Regions from separate parts of the Homo sapiens genome. Here region 1 is linked to region 2. The links are chromatin contacts, found by Hi-C or POLR2A ChIA-PET in ENCODE. All regions are on one chromosome and are shown on one strand. The core of a region is the stretch at or near the end of the contact, and the rest is flanking DNA. Distances in the headings are between cores, read along the strand shown. Region 1 holds the start of NUCB1 (nucleobindin 1). Region 2 overlaps CYTH2 (cytohesin 2).

What was found. A loop is a pair of places that touch in the nucleus more often than their neighbours do. ChIA-PET counts read pairs that join two places held with the same protein, here RNA polymerase II (POLR2A). Pooled maps may share reads with other maps.
Region 1: a pooled map shows a loop between it and region 2 (3-fold over the local background). The contact joins the promoter of NUCB1 here to the enhancer-like site in region 2. A Hi-C loop is called at or near these places in 3 of 50 pooled maps. POLR2A ChIA-PET finds 5 or more read pairs at or near these places in 2 of 52 experiments (PC-9 and endothelial cell of umbilical vein).

The regions. Positions count from the first base shown.
Region 1 is chr19:48,898,972-48,901,671 of GRCh38, reverse strand. It overlaps NUCB1 (nucleobindin 1), which reads right to left and starts at 1,360. Exons shown (of 13, transcript NM_006184.6): 1 at 1,300-1,360; 2 at 741-886. The coding sequence starts at 875. RefSeq lists a cis regulatory region at 2,184-2,700.
Region 2 is chr19:48,476,004-48,481,736 of GRCh38, reverse strand. It overlaps CYTH2 (cytohesin 2), which reads right to left. Exons shown (of 12, transcript NM_004228.7): 9 at 3,592-3,668; 10 at 3,391-3,462; 11 at 3,145-3,299; 12 at 1-2,614. The coding sequence ends at 2,527. Among named protein-coding and RNA genes, the nearest start is that of CYTH2, 9.5 kb to the right of the region's middle. Within about 2 kb of position 1,461, at least 29 of the 41 ENCODE cell types and tissues checked have a DNase peak (open chromatin) inside an H3K27ac peak, as active enhancers do; they include endothelial cell of umbilical vein, where a contact is called at or near this core.

The DNA of each region.
Region 1 (2,700 bases), core at 111-2,610, 420 kb before region 2:
TGCCTCAGCCTCCCAGAGTAGCTGGGATTATAGGCGTGAGCCACCACGCCCAGCTAATTTCTGCATTTTTGGTAGAGATGGGGTTTTGCCATGTTGGCCAGGCTGGTCTTGAACTCCTGACCTCAAGTGATCCGCCTGTCTCGGCCTCCCAAAGTGCTAGGATTACAGGCATGAGCCACTGCGCCTGGCCTGACCAGCCTATCCTTATGGGGAGCTATAGGAAGATTCGGACCACAAGACACTCACTGACCTTCAGGATCTCCAAAGTTCCAAATCCCTTAAGACCAAAGCTTTTATTGGGTTTGATAAACACATGTAGGAATTAATAAACAAGCAGTTCACCCGCCCTTCTGTAATTTAAACTACAACTCCCAAGAGCACCATGAAGTCAGAATACCCCAGCTAGCCAACATCAACTGCTACTGGGAACTAGCAACATGGTGCTACTGGGAAATGTAGTTTTGTTTGTTTGTTTTCAAATTCCTTCTTGGGTGGAGAGAATCTTAAAAAAACAGACGTTTAGTTGGGGCGTGATGCAGATTTTCCACACCTCAGAGTCAGGGACCTCCAGTTTTTCACCAAGTCAAACCCCTGCTGCTGGGAGGAATGGTGGGCAAAAAACAAGCTACAACTGTAGGGCCAGGAAGTCACTGGAGCATCCGCCCTACGGGCACCGGGGTCTGCAGGAGCTGTAGTACCACTGCAAACACCTGGCTGGATAGCAGGGCAGGGCCACTCACGGGACTCTCAGTCGCAGGGGTCTCCTCCTTGTTGGGCGCCCCTCGCTCCAGGGGGACAGCCAGCACGGCGCGAAGCAGGAGCAGCAGCAGCAGCGGCAACAGAAGGAGGGTTCCTCGGGGCCCAGAGGGAGGCATGGCAGTGTGGTCTGTGGGGGATGGAGGGCTGGATAATGCATAATGTCTGTCCCAAGCCTCTTCCTCCCCTGGAACCAGGAGTTCGGGCCCCCAGCGCCGCCCCCACTTCCAAGAATCAAGACACAAGCATTTTGTTACCCAGGCCCCAGGATTCCAGGCCTCCGGCCTTCCCTTCCTCCGACACAGGAGTCTGGGCCCTCAGACCCAGGGGTCCTGGCTCCCAACACGCTCCTCTCTCACACTCAGGAATCCGGGATCTCGGCCGCCTCCTCCCCCAGACCCAAGAGTCCAGGGTCCCAGCCTCCTCTTTTCCCAGGACCTAAAGTACTGGCACCCAGTGCATCCTCCTCCGGGACCCAGTTTTCCAGCCCTCTGGCCCCCATCCTCCCTAGGACCCAAGAGTATGGGAACCCTGGCCTCTCACCTCTCCTTCACCGCAGAGGGCGTTTTCCAGGGCGGGCAAGGACCTCCGGTGCGTTCTTGGTGACTTCCCCCCTAGACCACGCCCACTTATCCACAGAGGCCCCGCCCCAAAGAGGTCTGATTGGTCCACGCTGGCTCTGTAGCTTTCATCCACGTCCAGCGGCCCCGCCCCTTGCCGAAGCCGCTCGCATTTTCGTGAAAGCCTCGCTTCTTTCTCGGAATCCCAGCCTCTTGACGCCACATTTCCCGCCTATGCCAAAAGAGAGAGAAGGCTTTCAAAGATAACTACAACTCCCTGCCGGCCGGGGGAAAAATAACTTCCGCGGGCATCGTGGCCCCTTCGCCTCATGGGAGCTGTAGTTTTCCCATTTATTTTCGCCCCACGAAGTGCCTGGAAGTTATAGCGCGGTAGCAATTGCATAGCCTTTCTTATGAGTTTCTTTCTTCTTCTTCTTATTATTCGAGACAGGGTTTGCTCTGTCACCCAGGTTGGAGTGCAGTGGCGCAATCACTTCTCACTGCAGCCTCTACCTCCCAGGCCCAAGCAATCCTCCCGCGTCAGCCTCCCAAGTAGATGGGACCACAGGCCACACTACCATGCCTGGCTAATGTATATTTTTTAAATTTTTAATACAAATATTTAAATCTTTAATTCTTTTTTAGCCTTTTTTTTTTTTTAACGTTCTGTCTTTCACACTTCTCACACTTTGTTGTTGTTGTTTTTTAAAGAGACGGATGTCAAGCCGGGCTTGGGGGTTCACTCCTGTAATCCCAGCACTTTGGGAGGCTGAGGCAGGCAGATCACCTGAGGTCAAGGGTTTGAGACCAGCCTGGCCAACATGGAGAAACCTCGCCTCCACTAAAAATACAAATTAGCCAGGCGTGGTTGCGCATGCCTGTAATCCCAGCTACTCAGGAAGCTGAGGCAGGACAATCTCTTAAACCCGGGAGGCGGAGGTTGCAGTGAGCCGAGATCGCGCCACTGCACTCCAGCCTGGGCGACAGAGTGAGACTACGTCTCAAAAAAAAAAAAAAATCTCTGTGTTGCTGGTCTGGATCTGGATCTCCTGGACTCAAGCAATCTTGCCTCCCCGTCTCCGCCTCCCAAAGTGCTGGGATTACAGGCGTGAGCCACTGCGCCCCGCCTCTTTTAAGTTTCTTGTAAGCGAGATGTGTACAGTGAGGCCGCGAGGTCTCTGGTCTCCCGCTCTCTCTCTCTCTTTTTTTTTTTTTTTTTGAGACGGTGTCTACCTCTGTCACACAGGCTGGAGTGCAGTGGCGCGATCTCAGCTCACTGCGAGCTCCGCCTCCCGGGTTCACGCCATTCTCCTGCCTCAGCCTCCCGAGTAGCTGGGACTACAGGCGCCCGCCCGCCACAACGCCCGGCTAATTTTTTTGTGTA
Region 2 (5,733 bases), core at 212-2,711:
GTTCGAGACCAGCTTGGCCAATATGGTGAAACCCCGTCTCTACTAAAAATACAAAAATTAGCTGGGTACGGTGGCTCACATCTGTAATCCCAGCTACTCGGGAAGCTGAGGCAGGGGAATCGCTTGCACCTGGGAGGTGGAGGTTGCAGTAAGCCGAGATGGCGCCATTGCACTCCAGTCTAGGGCACAAAGTGAGACTCCCTCTCAAAAACAAAACAAAACAAAACAAAAAACAAAAAAAAAAACCTACAAAAAAAATCAGAAGCGTGCTGGGAGCTTGGGGGTCCTGGGCGAGGAGGGAGCCGGACGCAAAATCCTCAGGTCCTGGGGGAAGATGGACTGTGGGCAATGCTGAAGGTCAGTGTGACGTGATGCAGCCTGGCTGGAATGTTCCACAGGCATCTCCAGCTTAATTTGGTCAAAACGGAATGCCTGATTTCCCCTTAAATACTCCCTTTCGACCACCTCAGTCATGGCACCGTCATTCACCAGCTGCGGCGGCTCTCAGCAAGTCCTTTTGGCTCCTCTTTCAAGACTCCTAGCGTGGCCCAACGTTCTCCACCTCCACAGCCACGCCATCCTGCACCGCACAGCTTCCTCTCACCTCCCCGCTCGCCTCCAAATTATTCTCCCTGAAGCAGCCAGGGGCCCCTCCTGCAACCTCAATCCAAACACGTCAGGCCCCTGCCTCCTGCCCTTGCACGGCTTCCATCTGCTAAGAATCCAGCCAGAGGCCCTCCTGGGGCGGCCCAGGCCCCACGCGACCGGCCGCCTGCCTCTGCCCTCCCCTCCCGCCGCACTCCCCTCTTCGCCACCAGCGGGCTCCGCGCCTCTTCCTGCCTCTGCCTGCCACGGAGCCGGCCGCCCTGCATGCAGTTCATCCGGGGAGGCGGCAGGAAAGGGTGACATAGTGGCGGGACCCGCTGTTTACCCTGGGACCTCATCTCCCACGACCTTCTTGGGTCGATGACTCCGTTTCCCTGGCACCTGTGGGAAAGAGAAGTGGGGAATTCTATTTTCTCATTTGGAACTCCATTTCCCACCAGCCCCCGGGGCCGCGGCGGTCAAAGCCTCCTCTACCCTCCACAAAAGTACGGGATCTGACTAAGAAAAAGAAGACAAACGCCGCCACGGAGTCTCGGGAAACTGCGACGCCCGGAAAAACCTCGGGTCTGGGTCACCGTGGCTTTGGCGCCGCACAGCCTGCCGATAACTGTAGTCCACCTTCCCGCGGAGGGGCGCAGGGTACCCCCACCGCGGGGGCCTTCAGGCCGGCAGGTGCCTGTGGCCAAGGGCGGGACAGGGATCAAAGCCCGAAATTCCGAAGCGCCGCATCCCATCGGAGAGCTCAAAAGCGAACACAGCGGGCAGGAGGGACTACAACTCGCGGCACGCCTCGGGGCCACAGGCGCCTCTCCCACCCGCGTCCCGGTCCCTGCTGGGACTTGTAGTTTGTTAACTAAAGAGCGCCTCAGCTTCAAAGGCGGGCATGGGAGAGTGACATGGGACCTCCCAATCCGCCATCGCACCCTGCTCGGGATCCACGAGCCCTTGTTCTTTGGGGACACCACACATACCCCAACTGGAGGGCAAAAGGTCACAGACCTTAGCCCAGGATTCAGGGGTACCCCACATGCCAAGACTTCACCTTCATAGAGGCGATCCTCGAATTTCTTTGGCTGTCAAGAATCCCAGGAAAGACGTTCAGAACGCAGGTCCTCAGCCCTATCCTTGACACAAAATGTCCTCCAAAGGAGGCTGATCCTTTGAGAACAGACAAGCCTGGCTCTGGCACTGGCCCACAGTCCTGCCCTCTTAGCCCGATCTAAGGCTGCCCAGCCCTTCAGGACATCCCATCAGCAAGGCCCTTGCAGGACATGGGCCACCTCCCCACTCATCCTTCCCTGACCCTCCCTGAGGTGGTCGCATGTTCTTCCAGCTCCAGGTTGTCCTCAAAGCCCTGGCCCAGCTCACAACCTCACCAGCTTCATCTCCTGCCCCTCAAAGACCTCAAGCCCCATGAAAGCAACGATGGGAACTAGCTGATGGCTGTAGCGTAACTGGCTGATGGCTGTCAAGTAACTTCTAGAATGAATGCTAGACCTTGACCCTGAATCCCTGCATTCTAAACTCTGTCCCCGGCCAATTCCAACTCCAGACTCCCACCATATTAACCTTCTCCCTTTACTCCACTCCTGCTGGGCTCGGGGTGAAACCAGAACAGACCCACCGGGACAGCCCAGGCAGCACCCAGAGACAGGCGGGTCCAGGCCCCTGTCCAGGGAAACAGGCTGGCTCCACGGAGCACCTCGACTCTGTCAACCCCAAGAAATGAGGGGGTCAGCAGGCCAAGTGGTTAAATAATTAATAAGATTACCAACAGCGTGTTAATTACAAAGAACAGTGAGGAGCTAGAGGTGGTGAATTTTCCAAACAGGGAACCAGGATCCACAGCCCCAAGGCCCAGGGGTCCGGCCACCCAGGCGGGGCAGCTCCGTAATAAATAATGGAGTTGGGGGCAGGGGGTCAGGGCTGCTCCTGCTTCTTCTTGACTGAAATCCGCTTCTTTCTCGCTGCCAGCATCTCATAGAAGGGGTCCACACTCACAGCCGCCCTGCAGAAGGGGAGGGGTCCCAGGATGAGGGCCAAGGAGTCCAGGCCTCCAGCCCCTCCTCCCTCATACCCAGGAGGAGTCTCAGACCCCCGGCCCCTCCTCCCTCAGACCCAGGAGTCCAGGCCCCCGGCCCCTCCTCCCTCAGACCCAGCAGTCCAGGCCCCCGGCCCCTCCTCCCTCAGACCCAGGAGTCCAGGCCCCCGGCCCCTCCTCCCTCACACCCAGGAGTCCAGGCCCCCGGCCCCTCCTCCGTCAGACCCAGGAGTCCAGGCCCCCGGCCCCTCCTCCGTCAGACCCAGGGGTCCAGGCCCCCGGCCCCTCCTCCGTCAGACCCAGGTGTCCAGGCCCCTGCCCCTCCTCCGTCAGACCCAGGAGTCCAGGCCCCAGCCCCTCCTCCGTCAGACCCAGGCGTCCAGGCCCCAGCCCCTCCTCCATCAGACCCAGGCATCCAGGCCCCTGCCCCTCCTCCATCAGACCCAGGAGTCCAGGCCCCAGCCCCTCCTCCATCAGGCCCAGGAGTCCAGGCTCACTGGATGGACTTGATCCACTCGTCCTTCTCCTCCTGCGTGGGGGCCGAGATCCGGTACACCATGTGGTTTCCCTCCACCACTCGGCCGTCCGCCTCAGTTTTGCAGGCTTTGATGAGCTGCCCCTTGTTGTTGGGGATGTAAAGTTCAAAGCAGTTCTGGGGACGAGAGAGGAAGGGCGCAGGTAAGAACCAGCCCTGGGCAGAGGAGGCCCCGCCCTGGCAGGAAGGTGTACAGAGAGGGTCTTACCGGTTTCCGGGGGTCGTCCACCTCTCGGATGCTCAGATTCTCCAGGGGGATGATTCCTCGGGGCTCCTTGTCCTGAAGAAGCAAGGTGGACAGAACTCAGACTTCCAAGTCCTCACCCCACCCCACCTCCCTCAGCCCCAGGAGTCCAGGCTCCCAGCCACTCCGCCCAGGACCCCAGAGCCCGGGTCGGGTCACGCTCACCGTGGTGTACTCAAAGTAGTAGAGGCAGTTGTCTGTGAGGATAAACCAGCGCCGCTTCCACGTCTTCACCCGGCCCCCTGAAAGGGAAGGGGTGGGAGGGGGCCTGGGCTCAACAGGGGGACAGGGCCTCTGGGAGATGGGAGGGGCGTGAGAAGCAGAGCAAGAGCGGTAGAGGTGGGGCTCCTGGGGCCTAGACAAAGCCGCTGCGTTGGGGGAGACAGACAAGCAGGGCCAGGCATGTTGGGGCTCCAGGAATCGTCCACCCCCAGCTTGGGGCTCCACATTTTCTGAGTCTGTCAGTCCCAGCCCAGGAGCCTGAGCCCCCAGCCCCCTCCTCCTGTGGGCAGGAGGCCAGGGCGCCAGGGCGCCAGGGCAGCCCCCTCCCCTCGTCTAGTGATGGGAGACAAAGACAGGTCGTGTACCTACCTCCTGGGGCAGACAGCGAGAAAGCAGGCAGGACCAGGTGCAGGAGAAGGGAAGGCGGGAGAATGGAGCACCCCCAAGAGCCGCAGGCGACAGAAACAGGGTGGGCACAGGGAGGGGTGCGCAGGGGCAGGACAGAGAGGCAAACACAGGAGAGAGGGAAAGACGCAGAGAGGAGGGGAGGGAGAGAGAGGGAAGAAAACCAGTTACATCCACGAGGGTGGGGATGGCCGGGGCTCCTCCCTCCCAGAGAGGCCAAGGGCCATGAGCCCCGGGTGGCAGCCTTGAAAACCCCTTGCTTCGGTACAGGGCCCCAGCCTACCCCCTAGGGTCTGTCCTAGGCCAGGAGCATCCTCCCTTGACATGGTAAAAGTGCCTCTGCCCTGGAGGAGGCCCCCACAGGACAGAAGGCAAAACCCCCAGCCCTTGGTCTGAGGTGGGTGTGAGGGCCCATCTCAGCTCCTGCACAAACTGGCTGTGTGACCTCAGGGCACTCTCTTGGACTCTCTGGACTCCAGCCTGGAGACTCACTCGGGCCTACACCTTCCTGTGGCAAAATGACCTGCTGCTGGCTTCCTTGTGGGCCCAGGGTTAAACAATGACAGTAAGAATGGCTTTTATTAGGCATGGAGTAGCAACCACCATCACCAATCTCCACTCCTGTATTTCCATCTTTTAAGGAAGGGGTCCCTCTAACTGGCACAAAGGGAACAGAGGCCCTTTGGTCAGAGATGTCCCTGGGGCTGGGCAGCCTTAGGTGGGGCTCAGAACCAAACTGAGGCGTGAGCCTCTGGGAAATGGGAAAGTTACTGCTCACAGGAGCAGTTTTTGTTTTGTTTTGTTTTTTTGAGACTGTCTCGCTCTGTCGTCCAGGCTGGATTTGCAATGGTGTGATCTCGGCTCACTGCAAGCTCCACCTCCTGGGTTCAAGCAATTCTTGTGCCTCAGCCTCCCAAGTAGCTGGGATTACAGGTGCCTGCCACCACGCCCGGCTAATTTTTGTATTTTTAGTAGAGACGGGGTTTCACCATGTTGGCCAGGCTGGTCTCAAACTCCTGACCTCAAGTGATCTGCCTGCCTCAGCCTCCCAAAGTGCTGGGATTACAGGCCTGAGCCACCGTGCCTGGCCTGACAGCAGTTTTGAGGGAAGCAGTTCCTCGTGATGCTGGCGCCTTCCTGCTTCTCTTTCTGGCCCGCTCACTGCCAGGGGCACCTCGAGGACTCTCAATTTCCCCCAGCAGTCTGCCTCCCTTGGATCGAATGCAGGGATCTGGACTGGGGTGTTGGCTGGACAGTGATTTGCATGTTTTATTTTATAGAGACGGGGTCTCGCTCTGTTGCCCAGGCTGGACTGCAGTGGCGCAACCATGACTCACTGAAGCCTCGACCACTTGAGCTCAAACAATCCTCCCACATCACCATGCCTGGCTAATTTTTTTATTTTTTGTAGAGATGGGGGGTATCATTATATTGCCCAGGTTGGTCTCAAACTCCTGACCTCTAACAATCCTCCTGCCTTGTCCTCCCAAAGTGCTGAAATTACAGGGGTGGGCCCCTGTGCCCTGCCTGACTTGTGTATTTTACATTTACCAGGAAACCCTGGCATCTGTTGAGGTGGTGATGCCCTGGTTTAAGAGCACAGTTCCACATGGGGAGGCCCCCAAGACTCAGAGGCCAAAGCTGCCCTGTCCAACCTCCTTCCAAGAAGCCTGACCTTGA